Linked DNA regions of Homo sapiens: region 2 is linked to region 1. The links are chromatin loops, found by intact Hi-C in ENCODE. Cell type or tissue: PC-9. All regions are shown on one strand.

Region 1 (8,000 bases):
GAGGCTGGTTCTCTTGGTCCAGGAGGAAGGGTGCATGTATGTTTCTTGGTGGGCTCTGTAGAAGCCTCTGTATATTCTGTGACTCAAATGTCCACTTTTTGTGCAATTTCACTTGTCTTGGGTACCAGAAGCTCCCATGGGGAGAGGAAGGAAAAGCCACAGAACTCCTCATTGGAGGATCTCAACCATTTCTTTAAATTATCCTTTCCTAGTTGTCTGCTTATATGGATTGGGGGAAAGGAGAGAAATGGGGTAGAGATAATGTGTTTGCAGAACTCTTTCATCCTTCTCTTAAGACACCAAGCAGATGTCTTGCCTCTAGTTGTATTCAGCTGTCTTTAGTATGTCGGGTGCTTAACATCCTTAGTTTGGGGTCCTAATTGCTAAATCCATTGCAATGGGAAAAGTCCTACTCAATATCATGTTATTTAAGTGTTTTGAGTTGGTTTCCTCAAAAGTAGATCCTGAGACAAGGAGTTTGAAAAGTGATTCCAGGAAACATAGTGGGTAAATGAGGCAAGGAGGGGAGGAGAACCAGTAAAGGGTGTATGGGGGAGAGCAATAGCACAGAGGACAATTGGGACCCAGTCCCTCTGGGAGCCCGCTGAAAGACTGTATAATGCAAGTCAGAATTATCCTATTACAGTGTCACAAGGGGAGAGAAAAGTCGACGATTTACTGACTCCCATTTTTCACTGGCTTTGGGTCTGGGGCATTTGCTCCCTGGCATTTCTGGCCTAACTCTCCTGTGGAGACAAGCAGAGGGTCTTCACATAGGGGGGCCATCAGTGAGCGTAGAAGGAACCACTGAAGCTCAGTGATTTCGAGGGTAAGCTGAGGGCCTGTGCCAGTGGACTGAGAGCATGTGCTACAGAAGGACAAAAGACAGGACGGCAGGGTCTTCTGTCAGGTTGTTTTCTCTTTCAAATTCACTTGGTGTTTCTTACTCTCAGCCCACTGGTTACAAGCATGGGCTTGTAACCCAGGTCTCTAAATCCTGGCCCTGTACTTGAGCCCATTAGCTCTGCGTGATCATGGGAAAATGACCGAACTTCTGTCATTTGTTCCTCATCTGTATCATGGGGGTAGTGACAGCACCTCCCTCTAAGGGTTAGTGTAAAGACTAGTCAGTAGGATTGTGCCTGGCATGTAGTGAGTACTCAATAAATATTAGCTGTGGTTATTATAGTGGACGGGGAAGCGTTATTGAACTAGAAGTTCTTGCCTTTTAGAAACTTTCATTTTATTTTATTTATTTTTTTAATTTTATTATTATTATACTTTAAGTTTTAGGGTACATGTGCACAATGTGCAGACTTGTTACATATGTATACACGTGCCATGTTGGTGTGCTGCACCCATCGACTCGTCATTTAGCATTAGGTATATCTCCTCCCCACTCCCCGCACCCCACAACAGTCCCCGGTGTGTGATGTTCCCCTTCCTGTGTCCATGTGTTCTTATTGTTCAATTCCTACCTATGAGTGAGAACATGCGGTGTTTGGTTTTTTGTCCTTGTGATAGTTTGCTGAGAATGATGGTTTCCAGTTTCATCCATGTCCCTACAAAGTACATGAACTCATCATTTTTTATGGCTGCATAGTATTCCATGGTGTATATGTGCTACATTTTCTTAATCCAGTCTATCATTGTTGGACATTTGGGTTGGTTCCAAGTCTTTGCTATTGTGAATAGTGCTGCAATAAACATACGTGTGCATGTGTCTTTATAGCAGCATGATTTATAATCCTTTGGGTATATAGCCAGTAATGGGATGGCTGGGTCAAATGGTATTTCTAGTTCTAGATCCCTGAGGAATCACCACACTGACTTCCACAATGGTTGAACTAGTTTACAATCCCACCAACAGTGCAAAAGTGTTCCTATTTCTCCACATCCTCTCCAGCACCTGTTGTTTCCTGACTTTTTAATGATCACCATTCTAACTGGTGTGAGATGGTATCTCATTGTGGTTTTGATTTGCATTTCTCTGATGGCCAGTGATGATGAGCATTTTTTCATGTGTTTTTTGGCTGCATAAATGTCTTCTTTTGAGAAGTGTCTGTTCATATCCTTCACCCACTTTTTGATGGGGTTGTTTGTTTTTTTCTTATAAATTTGTTTGAGTTCATTGTAGGTTCTGGGTATTAGCCCTTTGTCAGATGAGTAGGTTGCAAAAATTTTCTCCCATTCTGTAGGTTGCCTGTTCACTCTGATGGTGAAACTTTTATTTTAAAAATAGCAATTATATTCTAGATTGGGTTCTCAACCTTTTGTTCTGCTTTTTTACTGTTCACATTCAAAAGTGACAGTTCTCATTCACTAAACATTGTTAAACGCATGTCCTTCCCCACTCCCTCCTGCAACCCTTTCCCTCTAGAATCCTTGTTTGCCTTCCATTGTCTTACCAGACCTGATTGTCTCCAGCAAGGATAAAGCATGAGGGAACACTTCAAATTGTGTGTTAAATATTGTTGGAAATAGCATGTACAGGTAGTAATGTCATAGTGTGACAGAGTGATAATCTCTTCTTGGTTATGTCCTCAAGCACCAATTCAATTTGGCTCAACTCAAAATATTCATTGAGCACCTGCTGTTCTCCATGATCTGTCTTAGGCATTTGGGACATAACAGAGACAAAGAACAGAAAAAAATGCCTGCAATGTTTTGTTAACCTTAGCCCCTTTAGATGGAACAAATGAATTTTAAAAATTGTAATCATCCTTCTGATAGGGTGAGATGAGGGATGCTCCACCTTGCTTTTCACTGGTACTCACTATGTACAACTCACATGATTAAGTGCCTAGGTAAGGAACCTTGAGTACTTGACAGAATAAATTGAAGTGACTCCAGGCCATTGAGTGAAAGCTCAGTTTGAAAATGTTTAGCTTGCAGATCAATAACTCATGAGAAAGAAACAGCTTTGAAAAAGTTACAGTCTGTGATCTATGAGGGCATTGTGCCCTGGGAGGACTTAATGGACATGTAGGAGGTATGTTGGGTTATTCTGACTGGGAAGACTTCACAGGATTCTTTAAGTAGCTCTGCTGGGCCTCTCTGGGCTTCTAGAACCATCATGTTCAAATGGGAGCCATGTACCTATGATGAATACATACGTAATGTTTTAAAAGACATGTGAAATGGACTCTTGGTTATTGGTAATACATTTTAATTTTGGAACAGATATATGCTGGTTTGGTCTAAAACACAAAATTCTTTCCAGGAGAATGCGTTGTAATGGGCTGTAGCTATTGATTCAATAAATATTGATCCCTACTGTGTCAGAATATATATTCTGTCTCTATATACTTATAGACATATATGTATATGTATGAATCTGTATAGAGAGAGAATACATAAAAAATTGGTAGTAGATACTTAATACAGTGAATTTACTAAACATGCAGCACATACTGTTTACGTTGCTTCTATGATAGTCATTTCTGCCTTGTATATTCTTACCTTGTAGAGTTACATCATTCTTCTTGTTTGGATTTGGGTTCCCCATCTAGTCTCTGAGCTTTCCTGGGTTGGACTGTATAGTCCTGCTGGCTGTGCCTCTCCCCACTCTACCCCTTAGCAGTAATTAGCAGAGAGCTACTACTAAGCATCAAACGGGGCAGACATTTAGCTGAGAGCAGTTACAGTTCTCTAAAAGCCACTGCCTGTTCTGCAATTTTCTAAGGTAGTGTGTTGACACGATGGGAAATTGATAGAAAGACGTTAGAAGAAAGTATAATATGTCATAAGGCAGTCAGTGCTTCCTAAACTTTAACGTGTCTGCAGATCACCTGAGGATCTTGTTAAAGGGCAGATTCTGCCTCACTGGGTCTCCGGCAGGGCCCGTGAATCTCCATGTAACAAGTTCCCCAGTGAAGCCACGGACTAAACTCGGCAGGAGCAAGGGTATGTGTAAGGGCAGCATTGGAAATCAGACCTTTCAAAGGTAAAGAACTCAGGACGCACCCCTGCCCCAACCCTGGCTGCCCACCCCAAGCTGGGCCACCTGGGATGGCACCTGGCTGGCCCCTGAGTACTGTGTGCGTGCGGGACCCACAAGGGCCCGGCCCCTCTCCCTTCCCCCATTGCCCCAGAACCTGCCGGCTGAGCCTGAGTCGGAGCGCAGCCAGGTGAGGTGGGACGTCTCCACCCGCTCCCCCTGAGACCTGGCAGACCGGTTTTACCTGTCCTGGTCCGGAGGAGGCTCCCGACTCCACTGCAGACAATCCCTCCTCCTCCTCCCCGCCACCGTTCTAGTCGACTACTCTCTTCGTTTTGCTACCTGACACTCCCAAAGCCGCAGAAAGCAAATCCCCAGCACAGCAGCTGGTCGAGCACGGGCTCCAGCGACGTGTGTGAAACTGTTCAACCCAAAACACAAACACCAGCCACTGACATGTTTTAAGAAACGCTACAGTTGGATGACTGCGGAACCAAAACAGACCAAATGGGAGGCAAGAAGGGAAAGCAATTGGCCCAGTTCGGTTGTAGCAGCGGCTCGTGTTACACTCCCTTTGCCAGTTAGCGTCGTGGGCGTTTGTTGCTGTGTTAATTACAGTTCCTCCCGGAGTCGGAGGCGAGAACAGCCCTTGTGGAACAGTTTCAAGTGGAACGTTCCACCAGGAAGAAAACAACTGCCTTCCTCCCCAGCTGGGGAGGGATTCCGCCAGCCGCACTCGGGCAGCCCTGCGGTGCGCGCGGACACCTGCGAGCCGGGCACCCTCGCGCCCCTGCAGCGCGGCTGGAACTGGGACGCCGGGCTGGGGGCCGTGCCCAGGGGCCAGCTGCCGGGACGAAATAAAGCCTTGTTGGCTCCCCCTGAGGGACATGCCTGGCACAGCAGGCAGAGCGCACTTTTCAGTTTTCCTGTTTTCTCTAGAGTTCCTGGGAGCTCCCGGGAAGCAGCGGGGCGCGGGAGGAAGATTGTTTTATCTTCGGATGGGCGGGATGAGAATGGGCGCCAGGGATTCAGAACCAATCAGGGACAAACTTGAGACGGCGCAGCAGGGTGGAAAGTCCACGGTTGGACTTGATCCGGTTCCATATCCTACCTCTGCCTCTGATCAAGTGTGTGACTTTGGGCAAGTTGTTCCCAAGTTGCCCAAAGTCGTTCCACTTTTCTGAGCACCGTAGTCTCACACCTACCTCAAAAGATAGGGAAGAGGTCATACACCTATGTGGCATTGGCTACGTTACCGGGACCCTTCTAAACATATGATCCTCGCAGCAACTTTATAAAGAAGTACTTTTTAAATTGCCATTTCACTGGATCTGTTCTGGGTGATAGTTAGTCGTCATCAGAAATGTGATACTGTGGACGGAAGCATAAGGTTGTCCTCCCCTAGTAACAGTGATCTGTATCTCAGGAGGCTCCCTGTGGTGGGGAGTCTGGTGTCCAGAGCAGGGCTTGTGGGAGAGGGAGATGGAAGGGCTGAGTCCTAGAGATGTTAATGAATGTGCCCACGGTCACACAAGCTGATGAGTGGTAGGGCCAGGATTGGAAACAAAGTGGTCTAGTTCCAAAGTCCATGCTGTAAGCACAGCACTAAACTGCACGTTAAATGATAATGTGTATGTAAAGCACCTGAAGAATAGCAGGGAGGTTGGTGGTTTTTATTGTTTCCATTATTACAGACACATAAACATCAAACTAATCCGAACTAGCAAGGAAAGTGGCAGAGCTGTGAGGGTCCAGGTGATTAAGGAAAATCCATCAAAGGCAGCTGGACAGGAAATGAGAAATAGGAATGTGGATCTCAGCTCTAACTCCATCAATGTAGTCATGCCACCATGCAAGGTGTATCCGCAGCCTAGACGTGGTTAAAGATCCTAGAAAATCAATTAGGCCAAGCCACAGGGTGAGGATGGCTCAGCAAGAAGGGTATGAGTCTATGAGTCTACACCAGTCTCCTGTTACCAACCTGTTCTCTATCAGCTACTTAGTCCAAAAATTCTGAACTGTTAGTTTTTCTACTATTTCAAAAAATACATTTGTCTGCAGTGCTATTTGGGCTTCTTAAGAGTAAAATTCTTGGAATCAACTCAAAAACTGCAATCTAAAAACCACGGTGTGCACTAGAAACTGCCATTTATGCACACTTATGGGCTGGCACAGACACCTAAAATAATATATGGGAAGTGCTTCAGAATGAAAGCTCTGGGTAATGATATTTTAAAAGGATACCATACATGTTTTGATTGGAATGATAATCTTCCTGGGAGAATTTTGTCATGAATGTGTGACTTTTGCTCACAGTTTCATGTCCTTCTTGGTAAAGCTATTTTCAGAATAGCACAGGGACAGGGTAGAAAAGGATCAGCCCAGGAAACAGGTGAGAGTGGTACAGTTTCTGCCTATGAAGAATTGCCATGGAGGTGGAAGGCAGGTTTTTGGGTTCTACAGAGAGCTGCCTACTGATTTTTCACCAGGGCAATGCCCATTCATCAGGATAATCCAGGGCTAGCTGTGAATTTTTGCACATGGAATTAGCTTCCTATTGCTGCTGTAACAGATGACCACAAATCTGGTGGCTTAAAACAACCAAATTTATCATCTTACACTTCAGTATGGTAGAAATCTGACAAAAATATGTCTCGCTGGGTGGTAATGAATGTGTCAGGCTGCAGGACTGTGCCCCTTTCTGCAGGATCCAGGGGCAAATCCATTTCCTTTCTTCTCCAGCTTCCAGAGGCTTCCAGATTCTTCGGCTTATGGGCCCTTCCTCCATCTTTGAAGTCAGCAAGGCAGAGGCAGGCATTGCATCACTCCTGAGTCTCTCTTATGCTTCCCTCATCTTCTTTTAAGGACCCTTATGATTATGTTGGGCCCTCCCAGAGACTGCAGTATAACCTCCCTATTTTAAGGTCCTCTGATTAGCAAACTTAATTCCATCTGCAACCTAAATCCCCCTTTGCAATGTAATGTAATAGATTCACAGGCTCTGAGAATCAGGATGTGGACATCTTTGGGGGCCATTGTTCTGCCTGCCACACACCCCAAATGCTCTGGTAACAGGGATAGCCTTAATTCACAAACATATGCTCAGCACTTATTCTCTGAAAGGCACTTACTCTGTGAAAGGTACTATTAGAAGGGGCTTCTGGGTCATGCAGACCTGTGTGTGAATCCTAGCTCTGTCATTTACTAGTTATGTCATTTTAGGAGAGTTATTTAGCCTTTCCAACCTACAATCTCCTCATCTGTATAATGGAGATAATAATAGTACCTACCTTATTGAATTGTTGTTTGCATTAAATGAAATAATGCTGGAAAACACTTAACACAGTGCCTGGCATGTGATCAATATTCAATGAGTGTTTTGGTTATTATTAAGTATCACGGGTTTTGCATTGTGTCTGCCCTTGAGGAGCCTGGGGAGGAAGGCGTACTCACACACGTAGTTGCGGGGTAAGATGACACACAGAAATAGATATGAAAAAAATATAAGAAAAATATCACACTGAAGTGCTAAATGGGTAAGTGCTGTTGAGAGAAGTAGGAAAAGATATTTTTAACAATCAAGAAAGGTCAGGAATGGAGGAGGCACTATTGATGGGATGGGAACTAGAAGACAGGTTGAATTTAGAAAGGCAGAGGAGAAAATGTTGGGCACATGAGCATCTACGTGGCATATTACAAGGAGGCCGTAAATAAGAAGATTGACTTATTCTTTTGTGGAATGGAAGGTTTGTGTAGGGGTTTTGTTCATTCGTTTCCACTTTTCCCCAGAATGTTTAGGGGAAGAGTAGGCTGTCAGACTAGAAGGGACCAGACTGATAGAGGCCTAGAATACTAGGTTGTATTGTTAAAAGTTTTTCCAGTAATAATGGGGAGACATGGAAGGTTTTAGAGCAGAGGTAGTTTTAATAGCAGTGTTTAGAAAGATTACTCCAGGAGTAGTAGATGTAGATGAATTGGTGGTGAAAGAGCCTGGAGGCATGAGGCCTGTTAGGAGATATTTTCAGTGGTCTGGATAATAATGACCAGAGGAGATGTAGTA
Region 2 (8,000 bases), 200 kb before region 1:
CAATGACATTTTAGCAAATGAATCTTACCAAGCACAAACCCCTTATTTTCTCCATCTTTGAATACACTAAAAATGAGCTAAATACATGATGGATGTAAGATACGATTCTGGTAACTTTTCTCATAATAACTATTCAATCTGTCTTAGCAATTTAATAAATTGCTTTAAACTCTACTTTGTGTTGTTTTCCAGAAAAATCTGCTTCATCTTGTCTTCAACATAACTAAAGCATTTTCCTTTTACTATGCTTAATAGTTAACAGTTTAAAATGCTGTATCAGGTTACATAACAGTTCATTCAAACCTGTAAGTACCTCCTGAGTTATAAGTGGCACCCAACACAACATACTATTTCTAAAATATTTAGTCCTTCATGAGGCATCCAATTAATATTTATCTTATGTTACTGTGTCAGACACTATGTATGCTAGGCAAGCAAAGTACAATGGTTAACAAGATGGAACATCCTCTGCCCTTTAAAATTTGAGTTTGGCCACAAGAATGTGGTAAAGGGGGGTACATATTTCAGAGGGAGAAAAGAGAAAGAATCATTGAATTAAAGCCTGAACCAACTTTACAGTGATGATTCTATATTTTAATCTCTCAGCAAATTGGCACTAAAATAAAGAAGAATGGCAAAGATTCTTAAAATTCATGAAAAGATATTAAAGATATATTGCTAACTGAAAATATCAGTGTGCACATCATAAGCTCATCAACCAAGCTAAATACTTTTGCTTAAAACACATTTTCATAAAAATGATGGTCTAGGCATGAAAAAAAAGAACATTATTAAACCTTTAACAATGATTAGGGGTCGGGTATATGCTGAGATGCTGGGGAATTCTTATTTTGGTGGTATTTCTATCTGTACTCCTTGGACTTTTATTATGATTAGAATATTACTTTATGATTCAGGAAAATACTAATATAAACTATGATAAAATAAAAAAATTAGTAAGTCTCCTGTTGCTGCTATATGTACATAGATTTCTCTGAATATTTAAATAATTACCTATGTTAAGCATCTTCTATGAAGTATACTGAGCTAGGTGCTAAAGACTAATATAATATGCAAGGTATATTCATAAACACTTTAGACAGAGCATATGGCCAGAAAAGTCAATTGGAGCCTGCAAGGGAGTTTCTTACATAATGTTGATATCTTTTTCCACATCCTTAAGCTTTCAGTTAAGACTAATTTAATAGTGATAAGGAAGATAGGGTGGGGGAGAAAGAGACAGAGGATGGAAGCAGAAAGTTCTGTTAGAATACTGCAGTACTTACATGTAACCATGGTGTGATTTTGGACTTGTTCAGATTAAAATGCCAGTGTAATATCTAGTTGGAGATGTCTAAAGCAGGAAGTTGGAAATTCACAATCTGACAAAAGTAGTCTGAACTATAGCTATAGTTATGGAAGCCACTTATTGAGGGTTGATAACAGTTACATTATAATAGATCAGATAGGCAAGAAATAAAGTAATGCTGTAGGGGAAATTTTTTTTGGCACTTCTTATGTGTCAGATATTTATATATTCCTTTCCTTAATCATTCCAATATCAAAGGATTGTAAAGATTATCACTATTTCACAGATGCAAAAATTAAGTTTCAGGGCGTAAATACTCTCTCTACAGCTAAACAGGCAGCATGCAGCAGAAATAGGATTTGAACTCAGGTGTTTCTAATCAAATCTTATATTCTTATGTTTGCCTAAAGGACATAAAACTGAGAAACATCTACACTGCTATGGAAAAAAGATAAACCTACAGCAAACAGTAAAAGTTCTTCAAAGAACATAAGTGTCTGTTCAAGGTCTCTGAGCTAGTAATTCACTAGCCAAGACTAGAATATAAGTGTTTGATCTCTAGGTCAGTATTCTTTAAACTATATTGTCACCTTGTGTGATTATAACATTATTTTGAATAAACTGAAATTTCATATATGTGGAATATTTAGCTAATTAACACCTTTGCTAATGTTAATTTTTTTGGTGGTGGGGGAAAGGCTTAAAACTAAGTACATATATGTGTGTGTATATATATACATATACACACACACAGACACATGCATATATATACACACACACACACTGTTTTTGAGCAAGAAAAATTTAATATATAGAATTATTAAGTAGTAAAAAAATGGTTAACTAGAAGGTATAAAAAGGATTCTACAAAATACAGGAATGGCAAATACAGGAAACAGCTACCATCCACATGTTTAAGGGAGGAAAATATCTGAGGAAAATAAGAATTTGGAAAAGCATACTCATCTCACAAGGCTGAGATTCAGACCTTGTTATAGTGTGGCTGCAGCCCAGCCTGTTGGGCAACAGAAAGTCTGCTGGAGTCTTGGTGGGCCAGAAAACTAAGGGTAAATCTGTTAACATACTATGCTAAGAACTAAGGTCAGACCTTAGAATTGCCCTGCCACCACTTGGAGAGATGATTGAAAGCTTTAGTAAAAGAGGAGCAAGATTTCTGGGGGGAGAATGAAAAGGTTCTCCTTGCCCTTTGCTCAGCCTTCTCACATTAAAGAATTTTTTAAAAAGTTTAAACTAGTATATTTTTATTGTCCTGGTTTATATTACATTTAACATTATAAAACACCTAAAATCCTTTTAGGAAATAGGTGGGATATAAATGCTAAATAGCTACACAGGTTAAGTAAATAAATAAATAAATCTATGTGGTACTACTTACTATTTTAAATAGGTCAGTGAGTCCCTAGAGAGTGGCACCTCTCCAGCAGAATCCTTTCACTTCAGTCAAGCCACCTTCAGATTCCTTTTCCCTGCCTGCTATTCAAGAACAGATTTTTCACATGCTATTTAAGATACTTCTGAAAGGATCTTCCTCAAATCCTACCTCAAAAACAAAAAGTTCCCAATAAGCTGCACTGTAAAAATTCTCACTTTCTTTAAAACATTTCTGCTTTTCTAAAGTTTCAAATTACTTCCAATAAATTTTTAAAATGCAAAATAAAGCAAAGTTCTAAAACTCTCTTCAGACACTTGCTTTGCTTCTGGAACCCTGAGCTCTCTGCAGCCACCGCTGGATACCAATAATGTATATGCGTGTCCCAATAGTGTAGCTATATCACATATTTATAACGTGTATTAGAAGGATATATTTACACTACTGAGTACTATTATGCAGAGAAAGAAAAGTTACCACTAAGTAAATAAAGTTGAGATTTAGGGTTTCTCAAAAGCAGTTTATAAAATATGTGTATGTTTGCTGAGAAATAAAACAATAAGCAAAACTATACACATCTATGAACTGACTTTAATAAAACTTCACATAACTTTAAATAGTCCCAGTTTGTTATACAGTTAAATGGATTTGCAGAGGCCTGTAGTTAGTTATGCAAAGTTTAATTGTACCAAACTACACAAAACTACAAACTACCTCAGGAAAAAAATAGTCCTGTGTCCTGGAATTTGATTATTAAAAATTTATTTTTACATAGAGGCTACGGAGGAAATTTCCAAGCGCGTCTATGAATTGTTTGGATTCCTAGTCCACTCCCAACACACCAAAACAAAATTTATTTCTCATCTTCTTTTATATTGCAAAAGAAATAGCCTGTCTCCAAGTCCCTTATATAGGTTGAAACTGTTAAAAGACTGTTTCATACACAATTGTATTAGAAATGCAAAATCAAACAATGACTGTTTATTTCCAAATGAGGTTTAGGTTTTAAAGAACTTAACATTAAGATCTAGATCTCAACGTTTGACCAAAACATATGTGATGATATACAATTAATTTAGTCTGCAATATACAAGGAAAAGGCTTTTATGTGAAAATTACTGAATAGTCCACAAGAGGGCACACTTTCAACTTATGTAAATAAGTGAGAAAATTAAAAATTCAGCTTTGGTTTTTTTTTTACTAGCACATCAAAGATTGGCCAGATTCTTCTGAATTGATTATTCAACAATATTAGAAAGCAAAAGATCCTGAAGTGTGTGGTTTTTTGTTTAAATACTGAAATGGAAACTTTTTGAGATGTACATGTGAAATATAAGAAAAATTTGTGAACAAGACTTCTATATTAATATTAAATTATAAAAGTATGTAATAGTCTTTGCCATTTTGGTTCTGTTAGCCATTTGGAATCTGGCTGCCTTAAGAATCTTTTCAAGAAACTCTGGCTACTTTGATTTTTGATCTTCAGTTCTTCAAGACAATCTAGTACGAAAACATGGAATATGCTTCAGATACTTTAGGAAACTCTCCCAATAGGTAAGATCATTAATAAAGCACATGAAAGAGCAATCAAGAAAAGGTATACGTGGAAGAGATGCAAAAAATCATGGATCACTTATGTGTCATCTGCATACTGATCTCTATCCTGCTCTAACTCATTCAAAAATACCGTTTCAGCAATTCTCCTCTCTCCTGCATCATCAATTTTTCCACATATTGAATAATTCCAATCAGCATAAAACATATATATGCAAATAATTGTCCCTACTTCCAATAAAAACAAAACACAAAAAAACCCCACCATTTATCTTGACCCCTATGATCTCTCTCCAACAATGGCTTAATTTTTCTGTTCCCTTTCACAGCAAAATTCCCTCAGTTGTTTATATTCATCCCTAATTCTTCTCCTACTTTCTCTTGGAACCCACAACCATATGTGTTTTTATTCTCCATTCCACCAAATATCTTGCCACAGTTAGCAATTACATTAAAATTGCTAGATTCAGTGGGCAAGCCTCTCACCTCATATGATTTGACCTAGAAATCAACAAAGTTGATCATTCTCTCCTCCTTGAATAATTCTTTGTCTTCCAGAACAACACATTCTCCTAGTTTTTCTGCTGACTAAACTGGCCACTCCAGGATCCTCTTCTGGTTCTTTTTATCTTCCTCTCCGTACTCTACTGTTGAACTCATTCAGTGGCATGATTTTAAAATAGTGCTTCTGTGCTTCTGGCTCCCAAATTTGTATCTCTAAATCTGACTTTTCTCCCATATACTAGACTCATATCCAATTATCTAATCAATATCTCTGCTTTAGTACAAATTTATTCCCTCTTCCCAAACTGTTCTGATGCTAGGGTTTTTTTTTTATAGTTACATATGGATTTTAGAATCATCTTGTCAGTTTCTACAAAGCTGCTTGGAATATGATAGATATAGCATTCAATCTATGTAACAATTTGAGAACTGATAACCATATTGAGCATTATGATCTACAAACAATTTATATGTCTCCACTAATTTAGATATTCTTTAATTTCACTCAGCAATGTTTACTAGTTTTTGGTCTACGGTGCTTTCACATACTTTTTCAGATTCATTCCTAAGTAGTTCACATTTTTGATGTTATTATAATTGACAAATTTTTGATTTCCAATTGTTAATTGTTAGGATGCAGAAATACAATAGAATATTGTATATTAATTCTGTATCCCGAAAGCTTACTAAACCTTACTTATTAATTCTGGGATCTTTTTTGTACAGTTGGCCTTCCGTATTCACAGGTTCCACATCCATGGATTCAACAAATTGTGGACTGAAAATATTTGAGAAAAAACAATATGACAATAAAAAATACAACAAAAATTTGAAGTTACAATATAACAACTATATAGTTTTCTGTAATAGAAGGGTTTTTTTTTAACTAAAGATTACTGCGGAAAATTTTTTGTTAGGTACAAAATACTACAGTCTCACAGTGAGGTTAGCAAGAATTAAAACTTTTTTTCAGTCCTACTACTGCTAAACCATGTTTCCCTTGCGCTGTATTTGTGCAATTGGTTTCAAAAACTCAGAAAACAGTTCAAGAGAACCAAATATAACCACTAAATAATATAACTAATGAATGTGAAAAAAGATACTGGAATAGCTTTTTAGGGAGGATAATTTTTTTTTTTTTTTTTGAGACAGAGTCTGTCACCCAGGCTGAAGTGCAGTGGTGCGATCTCGGCTCATTACAGCCTCTGCCTCCAAGGTTCATGTGATTCTCGTGCCTCAGCCCCCCAAGTAGCTGGGGCTACAGGTGTGCACCACCACCCCCCAGCTAATTTTTTTATTTTTAGTAGAGATGGGGTTTCACCATCTTGGCCAGACTGGTCTCGAACTCCTGACCTCAAGTGATCTGCCTGCTTTGGCCTCCCAAAGTGCTGGATTTCAAGGCGTTAGCCACCGCACCTGGCCTTTTTTTTTTTTTTTTTTTTTTTTTAAAGACAGAGTCTCACTCTGTCACCCAGGCTGGCATGCAGTGGCACGATCTTAGCTCACTGCAACCTCCGACTCCTGGGTTCAAGCCATTCTTGTGCCTCAGTCTCCTGAGTAGCTCGGATTACAGGCATTCACCACCCCACCTGGCTAATTTTTGTATTTTTAGTAGAGACGGGCTTTACCATGTTGGCCAGGCTGGTCTCAAACTCCTGACCTGAGGTGATCCGCCCCACTCCGCCTCCCAAAGAGCTGGGATTATAGGCATGAGCCACTGCACCTGGCCAGGGAAAATAAATTTTTAAAAAGTCAACTTAGACCAATAAAAAACAGCTTTTTACTAAGGATCTAAGTTTTTAAATTATTTTAAATAGTTCGATTTACAGAAAAAGAAGCTATCAATGGAGAAAAGTGACTTGTGACTCATTACCTACAGCAACCTTTCTATGATTTCCACTGGACCCCTGCACTACATGACAAGTATACAAATTAAGGATGATGTAAATTAGGGATGTATTTTTTTCTAAATTAATATACTCATGGTCAATGAACTAATCATAACATGTAAGTTTTGATAACATCAAATACTATATCCTTTCTGTACATAAACTTTTAAAAATTTAGTTCTGTAATATCAATTTTTCATTAGAAAAATAATTTTTTAAATTTTAAGTGAGATTTCTGATTTATTTAATAATAGAGTTCCACAAAAGTAAACTTACTGTGAAACACAGATTATTAAAAAGAAAATGTAGTAGCCATATATCCCAGAGTAGAAGGCTAATGGAAACAGAATCAAATGACCATGTGTTATAGCATAATTTCTCAGATAATGATTCCAAACAGCAAAAACACCTGAACAAACTCTTTAATTAAACCTGAAACTCTCCAAACAGCATTTTTGGTGGTTTTTTTTTTTTTTTTGGTTCTGGGTTTTGAACGTCTTAGGATATTAACTCAATAGTGATTCCCCTTGTCCATAACATGTGATAGCTGATTGATTTTTTTTAAAGTACCTAAAGAAGATAATTAGGAAGAAAAGCTTTCTTATGTTACAGGAGACTTTTATTGTTGTTTAAGAAAGTGAAGTAAAATTGGGGGGTATAGAAAAGAGGGATATAGAAAGATCGGTTTCTAAAATTATGTTTTAACACAATTAATTATGACATATAAACACAAAAGCAAAACTAGACTTAAAAAGGAAACACAACACTTTCAATTAGAATACTGAATTGCCTGAACTTGAAGGAGTAGTTTAATCTCTCTTTACCTATGTTTTCTTATCCCTGGGAGATGAAACTTATTAAGTGATTAATTTCTTTCTTTTTGATTATCTGGTTTCCTGAATTTTTTTAAAAAAGTAAACCTTTATGTATTCACTATCATGCACTTAATACCTAACACCTACAATAGGGACAACCAGCAGTTGTTGAGGATACAGTGGTAAACCAAATAGACATATCCTCACAGACCTTAGAGTCCAGTAGGGGTGATGAATAATCACTACGAAACATATAATTACATATTTGTGATAAATTCCATAACAGTAACAACAACATTTGATGATACTAACATAGTGCTTAACATATGCCTAGCATTGTTATCTAAGGGATTTATATATTTTAATTCATTTAATCCTTATCTTATGAATTAGGTACTACTTTTATGTTCATTTTAAGACAATAATTACAGAGGCACATAAAGATTAAGTAACTTGCCCAAGTCTGATTCCAGAATCCCCACTCTTAACATTCCAGAGTCCTAGCTGTTTTTTATATGAAAAACAAAACAAAACAAAGT

Evidence for each region. Peaks named below come from ENCODE experiments on the same cell type or tissue, not always from the same donor. Only the 100,000 strongest peaks of a DNase experiment are listed, where the experiment ranks them.
Region 2: a loop joins it to region 1, with 7 times the contacts of the local background. A loop is called at or near these places in 34 of 110 quality-filtered maps.

The regions. Positions count from the first base shown.
Region 1 is chr5:36,741,582-36,749,581 of GRCh38, reverse strand. No RefSeq gene overlaps it. Among named protein-coding and RNA genes, the nearest start is that of SLC1A3-AS1, 20 kb to the right of the region's middle. RefSeq lists a silencer at 4,775-4,864. In PC-9, CTCF peaks have their summits at 4,604 and 4,804; DNase peaks (open chromatin) are centred at 4,231, 4,801 and 5,131; H3K4me3 peaks cover 2,494 bases; H3K27ac peaks cover 1,971 bases.
Region 2 is chr5:36,940,637-36,948,636 of GRCh38, reverse strand. All of the region lies in intron 1 of NIPBL (NIPBL cohesin loading factor), which reads right to left. Among named protein-coding and RNA genes, the nearest start is that of NIPBL, 68 kb to the right of the region's middle. In PC-9, a CTCF peak has its summit at 3,817 (motif pointing right); a DNase peak (open chromatin) is centred at 3,836.